2 separate regions of the Mus musculus genome follow, and region 2 is linked to region 1. Evidence: chromatin loops called from intact Hi-C (ENCODE). Cell type or tissue: heart. All regions are shown on one strand. Links, peaks and the distances in the headings refer to the core of each region. The heading gives the core; the rest is flanking DNA.

What was found. Hi-C counts contacts between places; a loop is a spot of excess contacts. Peaks named below come from ENCODE experiments on the same cell type or tissue, not always from the same donor. Only the 100,000 strongest peaks of a DNase experiment are listed, where the experiment ranks them.
Region 2: a loop joins it to region 1, with 6 times the contacts of the local background. A loop is called at or near these places in 1 of 42 quality-filtered maps.

What each region holds. Positions count from the first base shown.
Region 1 is chr10:80,113,225-80,118,587 of GRCm38, reverse strand. It overlaps Stk11 (serine/threonine kinase 11), which reads right to left and starts at 2,793. Exons shown (of 10, transcript NM_011492.5): 1 at 1,681-2,793. The coding sequence starts at 1,970. In heart, for the core only: CTCF peaks have their summits at 1,364 and 2,860; DNase peaks (open chromatin) are centred at 702, 1,257, 2,997, 3,867 and 1 weaker place; H3K4me3 peaks cover 4,119 bases; H3K27ac peaks cover 3,697 bases.
Region 2 is chr10:79,925,452-79,930,814 of GRCm38, reverse strand. Arid3a (AT rich interactive domain 3A (BRIGHT-like)) reads right to left here and starts at 3,474. Exons shown (of 9, transcript NM_001288625.1): 1 at 3,415-3,474; 2 at 1-180. Gm40715 (a long non-coding RNA gene) reads left to right here and starts at 3,824. Exons shown (of 2, transcript XR_001779822.2): 1 at 3,824-4,353; 2 at 5,226-5,363. In heart, for the core only: CTCF peaks have their summits at 3,039 and 3,240; DNase peaks (open chromatin) are centred at 2,534, 3,074, 3,334, 3,844 and 1 weaker place; H3K4me3 peaks cover 4,648 bases; H3K27ac peaks cover 5,000 bases.

The DNA.
Region 1 (5,363 bases), core at 122-5,121:
GAAGTGGGGAACACCAGCACTCCCATGGAGATACCTGGCTTTGTATCCTGCCAGTCAAGCACCTTACTGCAGGGCAGTGTGTCAGTCTGCAGCTTTTGCCTCAGTTTCTCCTCCTGGTTTTTATCTTGTGTGTGTATATACATGTGCCACAGCATACACATGGAAGTCAGAGCAAACTTGTGAGAACTGAGTCTGCTTTCACCTTGTGGGTCCTGGGGCCTTCACCCTACCAACCAGTTTCCCTTATAAAACCAGGTTTTCCCATGCACTCCTAGCTGGTCTAGAAACAGAAGCAATCCTCCTTCCTCAGTCTCTCCAGCACTGCAATGAGAGGCATGTGTCTACTTGCCCAGACCAACTCCTGTCTTGAGGAACCGTGCAGGCTCCTTATATCACCCTAGTGTGTAGGAGCTCCCCAGTCCTGATGACCTCCAGTGTTGACTGTGTCCAGCATCACTAATTCATGGGGGGGGGGGTTTACTTCAGGATCTAGGGACCAATCTCTCTCAGCTGAACCTGCCTGGCTCTGCAAGCCACACCCCAACCTGGGTGTTGAGATGGCAGGAAGCCTAAAGCAGCAGGTGAGGGCTAGGAAGTCGCAGACAGAGCTCTGGGGCCCTCTGTCACAGGCAGAGAGAGCACACAGGCTTGCCATGTGTTACAAGGACTGCAGCTGACCCAAGCCAGGATGCAGGCCTGGGCAGCCTCCCAGACATGGTGGGCTTCCAAGAACCATTACCCTGAAGCCAAAGGAAGCCACTTGCCTTGGAGACCAGCAGACACCACCTGGAGGTGAGCAACCTCTGGCACCTCCACCTTGAGACAATGATTTCAAGCCAGGAATTTCCAAGCTCAGGCCTCTGAAGGAACACCTGATGCTGGGTGCCCAGGTTCCCCAGTGCAAGACTGACCTAAGACCACTCCTACAAAAAAGGCCAAGGAGGTCCTGAGAGGAGCCTAGGCCACCAGCCTGCCCTGCTCCACCCCTGGGTCCACACATCTGATCCTGGATATCTGTCCACCTTCCTTTCCTGTACGTACCACTCAAAGCAGTGCCCAGCTGGCAAAAACAAGAAGCTGCCAGCCTTTCCTGGGACAGGACCAGAGGCAAGGTCAGTTAGGCAGAGTGTGGCCAGTGCTGGTCCCAAAGATAAGGCCCCTTCTTGGAAGCCGGTAGGTGAAGTTTTCCAAGTTCCGCCAAGCCTAGCAGGCGATAAAGAGTCCCCACGGGCCAACGACGCCAACTACGCGCACGACACCGCAGGGACCTGCGCAAGCACTGGCCGGCTACCCCCCCCACCCCCTTCACCATTATTTTTGGCCCCACCGGTTCCCTCTAGCTGCGTAAACAAACTAGCCACCCGCCTGGCAACGCCCGCCAAAGAAGCCAGGCGCGACTTGCGCCAGGACCTGGCCCAAAGAGGGGGGCTGGAGGCGCAGTTGGCTGCACGACCTCCTGCTAGGACAGTCCTGCAGGCTGCCCTAACATACAGACCCCACGAGGTGACGCTCAGGGATAGATGGGGTAGATAAGGCAGTAAAAGGAAAGAGATGAAAAAGGAGGAAGGAAATGAGAAGAGAAAACGGTTAGAGGAAAGAGAAGAGCCAGAAAGTAGGAGGAAGGGCTGCCCAAGGAGCTCAAGGCAGCGCCCGCGTCGGCCCCAGGCCCTTGGCACCTACTTCTTGACGTTGGCCTCTCCATTGGGGATCCTGCGCAGCTTTTTCTTCTTGAGGATCTTGACCGCCCTGCGGCATAAGGTCTCGGAGTCCAGCACCTCCTTCACCTTGCCGTACGAGCCCTCCCCGAGCAGGTCCCCCATCAGGTACTTGCCGATGAGCTTGGCGCGTTTGCGGCGCGGCTGGTAGATTACCTCGGTGGAGTCGATGCGGTGGATGAAGGTGTCCATGCCCACCGACATCAGCTCGCCCTCGGAGAAAAGGCCCAACGGCTCGGGGTCCGCCACGTCCATCCTGGCCCACTCTTTGTCCTCGTCCCCTTCGGGAGCGCCAATTCTTTTCAAGTTCGAATTCCCCCCCCCCCACCCGCTTCTTCCAAATGTTCCAAGAAGGGGAAAAAAGGAACGGGGAAAAACAGGAACGACCTCCACAACTCTCCCGGTCCCCACAACCGGGTCCACGTCCGCTTCCTGGGCGCCAATTCTTCACTTTTGATTTTCCCCTTTTCTTCTAGGTGCTCAGGGAGAAAAAAAATGAAAATAAGAATGAAAAAAAAAAAAGCAATGAGCCCCCCCAACCCTCGCGTCCCCCCAATTCGGGTCCCCGGGGACGCTGCTTCCGACGGAGGCGACGGTCCGCCGTCGCGGCGCGCGGGCCGCTAGGTCATGTTCGCCACTTGGGCCCCGCGCTCAGGGGCCCAGGCGGCCGCGTCGAGGCCGGTCCGCGCCGTCCATGTCCGGCCCGCGCCGAAGCCGCGCGCGGCCCCTTAGTTCTACGACTTCTCGGGGCGCAGACTCCACCCGGACGCGGGACACCGGGACACCCGCAAGTCGCGGACACGAAATCCGGACAGGAAATCTTCCGGGGACCGAGGGGGGAAAAAAACCACCCCAGGCGGCGCGTCCCCCTCGCCGCCTAGCCGCCGCGCGACAGGCAGGAGGCCGGAGCGGCGAGGGGGGAATCGAACTCCAGGCAGAAAGATGCTGCCCGCGAGAGACAACTCCACGCCGGCGCCGCCCTCGGCGACTCGCGCCTCACTCGCGGACGCCGTGAGCCGCCTCCCCTTTCCTAGACCGACACGCCGCCGCCATCTTGTTTACCGCCCTGCGCCGCGCCGTCGTCGCACGTCGCAACGGTGGACACGCCCCCTCGCGGAGCCGACGTGCGCGGCAGTTGGCTGTAGCTTTAGGCCCCACCTTTCGGACCCGCCTCAATCGCCAACGAGGATTGGGCTATTTGGATCTAGGTGGGCGCCCGAGCTGACATTGGACAGTTCGGGTTCCATCTGAGAAGGCGTGATCTAAATTCTCATTGGTTGTCTGAGACGCCCGTCAATGGGAGTAAGCAAGCGACTGTAAGGGAGCGGCCGTGGGCTGTGGCTTCAAGCCCCGCCCCTCAGTGGTTGGCCCTGGTGTGTGGGGGCGGGACTTTATTTGCCAGTGGCTGTCGCAGACGCCCGTCAGCAAGCGCGACGGGCCAGCGAAACCTCTGGGCTGGCTGTGGTGACCTCGGAGTTTCGGGCCTCCGGTTAGAGTTCACGCGCGTCAACGTCCTCCGGGGAACGGCCGCGACTGGAGGCATGGGGGAGGGTGGAGAGAGAGGCTCGTGGATCCCTAAAGAGATCCAGCCCAGGCTTGCTCTTAACGGCCTTGGGGGAGGGGTCAAAGGTCAAAAAGTAGCCCAAAGTCGACACTCCCGAACCTGAAGCCTTAATGTAGCGCCTCTGAGATCCATGGCATAGAGAGGAGCGTTTCCTGTGCAAAATAAGAGCAGCTGGGCTGGTGAGATGGCTCAGAGGTTGCGGGCGATTGACGTCAAATCTGACTTCATGAGTTCGATCCCCGTAAGTTCACAAGGTGGCTAGAGTGAAATGCCTCCCTCAGGCTGTCTCTGAACCTAGGGACTCCGTGGTAGGCGCGCGCGCGCACACACACAACACAGAATTTTAAATAACAGTTATCAAAAAAGGTGGCTGGGTAAGACGTCGCCGCTGGCCTCAACTCACCTGCTGCAGTGTTTTTGGGTGGTTAATCTAATTATTTTTATCTGTGCCCTTTTTTAACTGCACGAATAAAAAATAAGGGTTGGAGTATGATTGAGGGACGAGTGCTCACCCTGCCTGACTCCCTCTACACACAAGTTTACGCACAGGCCGGTTACAAGGTCCATAGATCCGTGAGTCTATGGTTCCCTCCGAGGCCACTAGGGGGCGGGGTGTACTGCCAGGAGAGTCCTGGGGGAGGGAGAGACCTAGACTCCAGGAAAGGTGGGAAAAGTGCTTGCTCTACATGTGTTCAGCCTTCAGGACTTAAAAGGAGGAGAGAACTGACTTATGCAAGCACATAAATTAAGAAAAAAGATCAGAGAAACAGACGTGAAGACAGAAATCCAGGGAAAACACAGACTAGACAAACAGAGTCAGGCTGGATGGAGGGACAGGTCAGGGGTGAAGAGCACTGGCTGCTCTCCTGAGCACACAGGTTTGCTGGCCAGCACCCACATCACACAGGGAGACTCTGGAGTTTCACCTCCATTTCATTGCTCTGACATTGCCTTAAACTATGGCAGTGATAAGGAAGTCTCCTCCTCCACCTCCACCCTTCCCCTGACAGACTCCAAGGACAGATCCAGAAAGAGTCAGGGGCAATAGACAACATTCTGTTTCTACCCGATCTGTACCTGAGCTCCCCCAGTGTGACAGCCTCTCATGTCCCCAAGACATTACCCTGAATTCTCTGACGGGAAGAGTTATCACTCTGGTGAGAACTCTGGGTCAGAGATATAGTTAGAAGTATTTAGAGATTTATCATATTTACCTGTGTGTATGTCTGTCACATTCAGGACCCCACTGAGGCCTCAGATACCTTGGAAATGGTGTTGCAAATAGTTGTGACCAGGCATGTGAGAGTGCTGAGAACCAAAACTGTGACTTCCAGTAGAGCAGCTACTTTGTAAATTTGGGAACTCAGTACCACTTCAATAACATGAATTATCCCTGAGAGGCCGCAGATTCCAGACCATAGAAGCACAATGGGAATGGTGCCTGGGGTGGGGGGTGGGGTAGAAGCCACCAGGAGGGAAAACTTCAGACTAAAGATGAAGCCTGCAGCCAGGCTGTTTCCATCCCTGCTGCCACATACGTCACACTTACAGGAGGCTCAGGCGGTGGCAGGAAAGAGTTCACCCTCAACTACGTAGTGAGTTCCAGGCCAGCTTGGGCTACATAGTGCTACCATCTCTGTATTAGTCAGGGTTCCCTAGAGTCACTCAACTTATGGATAGTGTCTATACAGTAAGGGAATTTGTGATGATGACTTACAGTCTGCAGTCCAACTTTCCAACTACAGTCAGCTGTGAATGAAGTCCAAAGATCTAACAGTTGCTCGGTCCCACAGGCCAGTAGATTCCAACAGCTGTGCTGGCAAAGAAGAGGGAGTCTTCCTTCTTCCAATGTCCTTGTAGGTCTCTATCAGAAGGTGTGGCCCAGATTAAAGGTGTGTACCACCCGGCCTGGATCTGGGACTTGTTTTTTCCCAGGCTGACCTTGAACTCGGAGCTCTCCCTGTCTTAGTCTCCTGGGACTCATAGTCACTATGCCTCAAGATCTCCATGCCAAGATCCAGGTCAGAAACTTGTATCTTCCAGCCTCCAGATCAGGATCACAGGTGAGCCTTCCAATTCTGGAT
Region 2 (5,363 bases), core at 279-5,278, 190 kb after region 1:
TGCAGCGTGGGGACCTCGGGGGAGCCGGAACAGTGCAGGGTGGCGGCTGGCAGAGACAGGGGCTGCCAACTCAGGCTGAAGGCTAGTGGGGCATGCCAGGAGCCACCAGTGGGATCCTTGTTACGTCAGGCACCCAGGGGCAGAGACTGGTGTTGGGCTCATTCAAGCACCTGCAGACTCCTGGGGGAACACAGCAAGAGATGAGGTCAGACTCCACCTGCGCCCCAGTGACACATCCTTCCCCAGAAGGCTACAGCAAAAGCTGATGGGAGAATTGGTCACACCTGCTCAGGGCTGGCACCCCCATCTGCCGGTCTGCAGGTTCCTCGGGACCAGGATCACTGCAGTGGACACTAAGGGAATCTCTGGGTCCCCTCTGGTCAGGTCCACCAGGGACACCTTGGGTGATTGTCCCATAAGAAGAGCTGTGGGGGAGGGGCCTGGTGTTCTTGCTTTCTTATTGGTCGTACCCCCCTCTTCTAGACTCCACAGTCCCTCTGGGTTCTGGATTCTGGTTCTAAGTTCTAGATGTTGCTTGGCCCCGAGAGGCCCTGGGACCCCTGGCCAAGATTACACAGTCGCCGTCTAGGAGCCCTAGACATGTGTGCCCATTCACATGTTGCCTTCTCAGATGTCCCTCAGCTGGCCTTAGGGCCTTGGTGTGCCACTAGTGTGGTACAAGTGCCCACCGTGTGTCACACTCGGGAACAGCAGCGCACCATGCAGGCATCACCCGAGTGTCCAGTGCTGCTCAAGGCTTTGCAGAGGGCACAGTCTGCCGTCACTAGGTTATAAAGCTCCAAGGAGGGAAATGTCCCAGAATACAGCATGTGTCCCTGCCAGAAGCCCTGGTGTCCTTTCAGCCAGCACCAGGATCCAGGTCCCACCTGGCTCCAGGCCATAACTCGACACTCCCCCCCCCCATAAGCCACCAATAAGAGAGTGGACAGTGCCCAGCAACACTCAAATGGCCTGAAATCAAGGGACCATGGCTCAAGGGGAGAGTTTAGTCCACCTTGCAGACAGAAAATCTGACAGGCCATCCTCTGTCTAGCCTGAACCTCAAAAGTCTTTGCGTACAGAACCCCTGGGAGTGACCCCAACAACCCAGTGTGTGAAGAAGGCAGACAACTCCTGGCTGTTGTTTTCAACAGACATCCTGGTCATCTGCTCCCCTGCCTAAGGAGACCTCTGCAGTTCAGGACTCTCTAGATCTTCAAGGAGAATGAGGACGTCTAATGTCCCCTTCCCTAGACCCCTTCCTTTTCCTTTGGGGTCACCCCAAACCCCACACTTTCAGCAGAATTCTGGCAGGTGGGTGGCCCCAAAGGAAAAGAATGCCAAGGGTCACCCCTTTCAGCCTAGGCTTCCCAAGAAAGAGAAACCTTGGAGGCCTGGACACATGAGTGGCCTCAACACTCAGTCCCTCCACACCCTGTGGCTGCTGGTCACCCTGGTCCACCAGACTCAAGAACTGCTGGAGGGGACATTTCTGGACACTATCTGGCTTGATCCATCGCCCTTCCCCCACCCCGCTGAGCACAAACCCCCCCCCCACGGAAATGCTGAAAGCGACGCCCCCTCTTTGAGGGTGGGGTGGGGGAAGGCATGAGGAAAAAGCTAGAGGAAGCCCCTCTCCCAGCCTCCCGTCCCCCCACCCAGGTCTGTTTGGTTTAATGACCCTTCCTGGTGGAGGGTGGGGGAGGGGAACAGGGTAGGCCTCCACTGGTGGGGCTGGTAGCCCTGGAGGGACACAGATGGAAACCCCAAAGCTGCCCCTAGGTCAGGCCTGGACATCCCCCACCCTCTAGAGGTACCGGTACCCTGAGCCAACGTTGCCCATCCTTATAGACCCCTCCCCCAGCCCTTTGTCCTTGGCCCCCACCCTCAATTTATGGCATTCTCAGAAAGATCTACTAGGAACTGGTAGCTGGTGTTTGTGGAAGGGGGATCTGGCTGCAGTGGGGAAGAGACCCAGAGCCACACCCTAGTCCCCCCACCACCTCCAAGCCTCAGGTCAGAGAGAGAGAGAGAGAGAGAGAGAGAGAGAGAGAGAGAGAGAGAGAGAGAGAGAGAGAGGGAGGGAAGGAGGGAGGGAGGGAGGGAGAGAGGGAGGGGGAGAGGGAGAGAGGGAAGAGAGAGAGAGAGAGAGAGAGAGAGAGAGAGAGAGAGAGAGAGAGAGAGAGAGAGAGAGGTCACTAGCTCGGCCAGGCCTTGCAAAACACGGTTATTTGGAGTTGTGCAAGGCCAGGGCCCGAGGGTGGCGAAAGGGGCCCCTCTCTCCTCCAAGGGAGGTGGAGGGGGAAGGGCAGGAGCTGGGGAGGGGGCTGGGAAAGAAGGCACTGTGCCCCCCCAGGAGACGTGTGCAAAAACACACCCCAGTCAGAGGACAAATGTAAAACAACAACAAAAAAACAAACAAACAACCCCCCCAGTGGAGTCGGTATTTCAAAGGCTTCTTGGAAAGAGCGAGCTGGGGAGGGGGGGTGACCCTGCTGCCCAAGTCGTAAAAAACGGAAGATATTTGACAAACCCGCTGCGAGTTGACACACACGCGCGCACTCCGCGCTTCCTGCTCCCTCTTTTGTGTCGGGGGGGGGGGGGCAGGGGACCCTACCGGAGGGATCTGGATGGGCGCACCCCGCGGGGCAAGTGGAGACCCCAGTCCCAGTAGTACACTGGAGCTAGGGAACGAAATGGGGGGGGGGAGATGGGCGGACCCCGCTGGACACAGGTTTGGAAGAGAAAAAGAACTGTAGGTACCGGGGCGTGGTGGCGCGCCCGGCCTGGGATTTTCCCAAGCACTTGGGAAGGAAAGCTGCGGCAGGGGGATGGCCTCGAGTTTCAGGCTAGTCTGAGCTTTAACTCGAGTTCTAAGTCAGCCCGTACTACACAGTAAGATCCTATCTCCAAACATCTTTTTTAATTAATAAGAAAAAGCAAAACCATGTTCCCAGAGCGCAGCCCCCAGTCCTCTGCGCGCGCGCACATACACAGACACACACACCCCGGGTCCGTTTCCTTCCGCCAGGGGACAGCGCGCACTCGCGACCCCCGCGCACTCGTGTACCGGATGAAGGTCTCCAAGATCTACAACCGCAACAGCCACCCCAACTCTGATCCGTCAAGTCGCATACTCAGCCCTGCACCCCTCTACGCGCGCGTCTTTGCCTAACTTTGGAGACCCCGCAATTGTCGGTTTCCAGGGTGCCCTACGCTGCCACCTTTAGGAGAGATCGCTAGAGCCGCGCTGCAAAAGGCCTTACCGCCCGGGGTGGCCCGGGGGGCGCATGCCCCGGTGCCCGGAGCCCAGCCCAGAGTCCAGCCTGCTGGTGGCCTCCGGTGGCCTCTCTCCCCCTTGGCCTCCCCCTGGTGCCCAGTGCACGCTCCTGGCTTCGGGGTCACCCGCCTCACCGAGTCTCCAGGCCGCGTCTACATCTCCATCCGTCTGGATCGGATAGGGACGAGGTCTCCGCGCGCGACCGGGCCCCCCGCCCCGCCCCTCCCCCACCCAGCAGACGAATCGCCGTGTGACAAATTGCTCTCAGATGCAAATACCTCGCCGGTGATTCAGCAGCCCCGGGGACGCAGGAGGAGGTGGTGGGTGTCTCTCCAGGGTCCCCCTTTCCAAGCTTTCCCAGGACACCACACCGGGGTCCCCCTTCTCCAACTCAATCTGAGGACGTCCACGGTGGGAGGAGGTGGAGGGGAGCCGGAGAGCCGCCACAGAGTGGACGGAAAACTTCAGGTCGCGGCCCCTTTAAATGATAATAAATAATAAAAGGAAGGGGGAACCGGACTGAGGGACGCTCCGCCCCCATCTTAGGGACCGTGCGCAAAGTGCACGCCGCAGCCCACGGCGCAGAGGCCGCGAGCGGGAGGGCGGGGCTGCGAGAGCCCCATCGCGGGAATCCCGAAGAGTTAAAAAGGGTTCCTCGCCCCACCTCTGAGCGGAAAGTCACCTGGGCCCCCGGCCGTTTCCTGGTTTCACCCGGAACGCAAGATGGATAAGCCAAGCTTGGAGCTGGAACCTCCGCCCACTATGCTACCCTAACCTTCCGGGCCTGAGGCTCCACGTCTCTGAAATGGGCTTAAAAACCCCCGGCTAGGCTAGATCTGCGGGGGCTGGGACGCTGGGGTGTGAGGGCGCTGCGTGCGCAAAAGCACCGGGTTGGGCTGCGCGCGCGTTCGAGGAAATGCGAGGAACCGTGACGACCGTACCTAGGAGCGAGGGAAAGGAGGGCCATCCTTTAACCAACTCAGTGAAGCCCCTGCCTCGGTCTACCCAGTTCGTCTCGGGAGAGTACTGGATTCTGAGGTCCCATTTTGCAGGCTGGGAAACCGAGGCATGATGTGAGCTCAGCTAGAAGTTGAGACGATTCTAGTGGGTAACGCCAGTGCTCAGGGCAACCCCCGACCTCGACTAGTTCCCCATAGGTGGTGCTCAGGTCCCTTGTTAGACTGTTGTGGGGATCTTGAGCAGTCTGCCCCTTGAAAGCCACTTGTGTGAGTGTCTGGAGAGATGGGGTGGCTCCGGCCAATCCAAGTTCCCGGAATCCTCCCTAGAATCTGAGACTGCAGCAGTTGCTTGGAACCTTAGCCTGCAAGGCTAAGAAAGTTGCAGGTGGCAGCGAACTGCGCCTTCAAACTTTAGACACCTTGATGTGTTGGGGTGTGGCCCCGGGGTGGAGCTGGGCCTGCACACCAGCATTCTTCTCCAGCATCAAACGGGCTACTAGCAGATCTTTCTCCCTCTAATCATCTTGTGTGTCCCCTGTAAACTTGGGCAACCCCCCAAAACATTCTGCCAAGATAATGAAAGCAACATACATTCCCATTCTCTCTCTCTCTCTCTCTCTCTCTCTCTCGTGTCTGTGTGTGTGTGAGAGAGAGAGAGAGAGAGAGAGAGAGAGAGAGAGAGAGAAAGAGACCGAGACCAGAAGGGCTTCAGCAGCTCACGCATAGAGGTCCTAGGAAAACTTAGTGGAGTCGGCTTTCTCCTTCCACCTTTATGTGTATTCTGGGATGCCAAGATTCTCAGGACGCCAAGCTTGTCAGCAAGTGCCTTTACCTTCTGAACCTTGTTGCTGACCCCTAAAATACTGTTCTTAGTATTTTTTGATAGAATCTTCAAAGACAAAAGCCTAAATCTGCTGGTCCCTTTTTTATGGCAGGGATATATTTAGCCAAGGGTCCAGGTGGCAAGCATAATGACATAATGACAGGTCTCCTTATGACAGGTCTCCTAATTCACAAGATACAATTCTGGCAACTTGAAAGGCATCCGACTCGCGCCGCAGGGTGTGCGCGCCGCCTGCCGGGCGCCAGCGGAACTGCGCCCAGGGTAAGATTTTTCATCATGG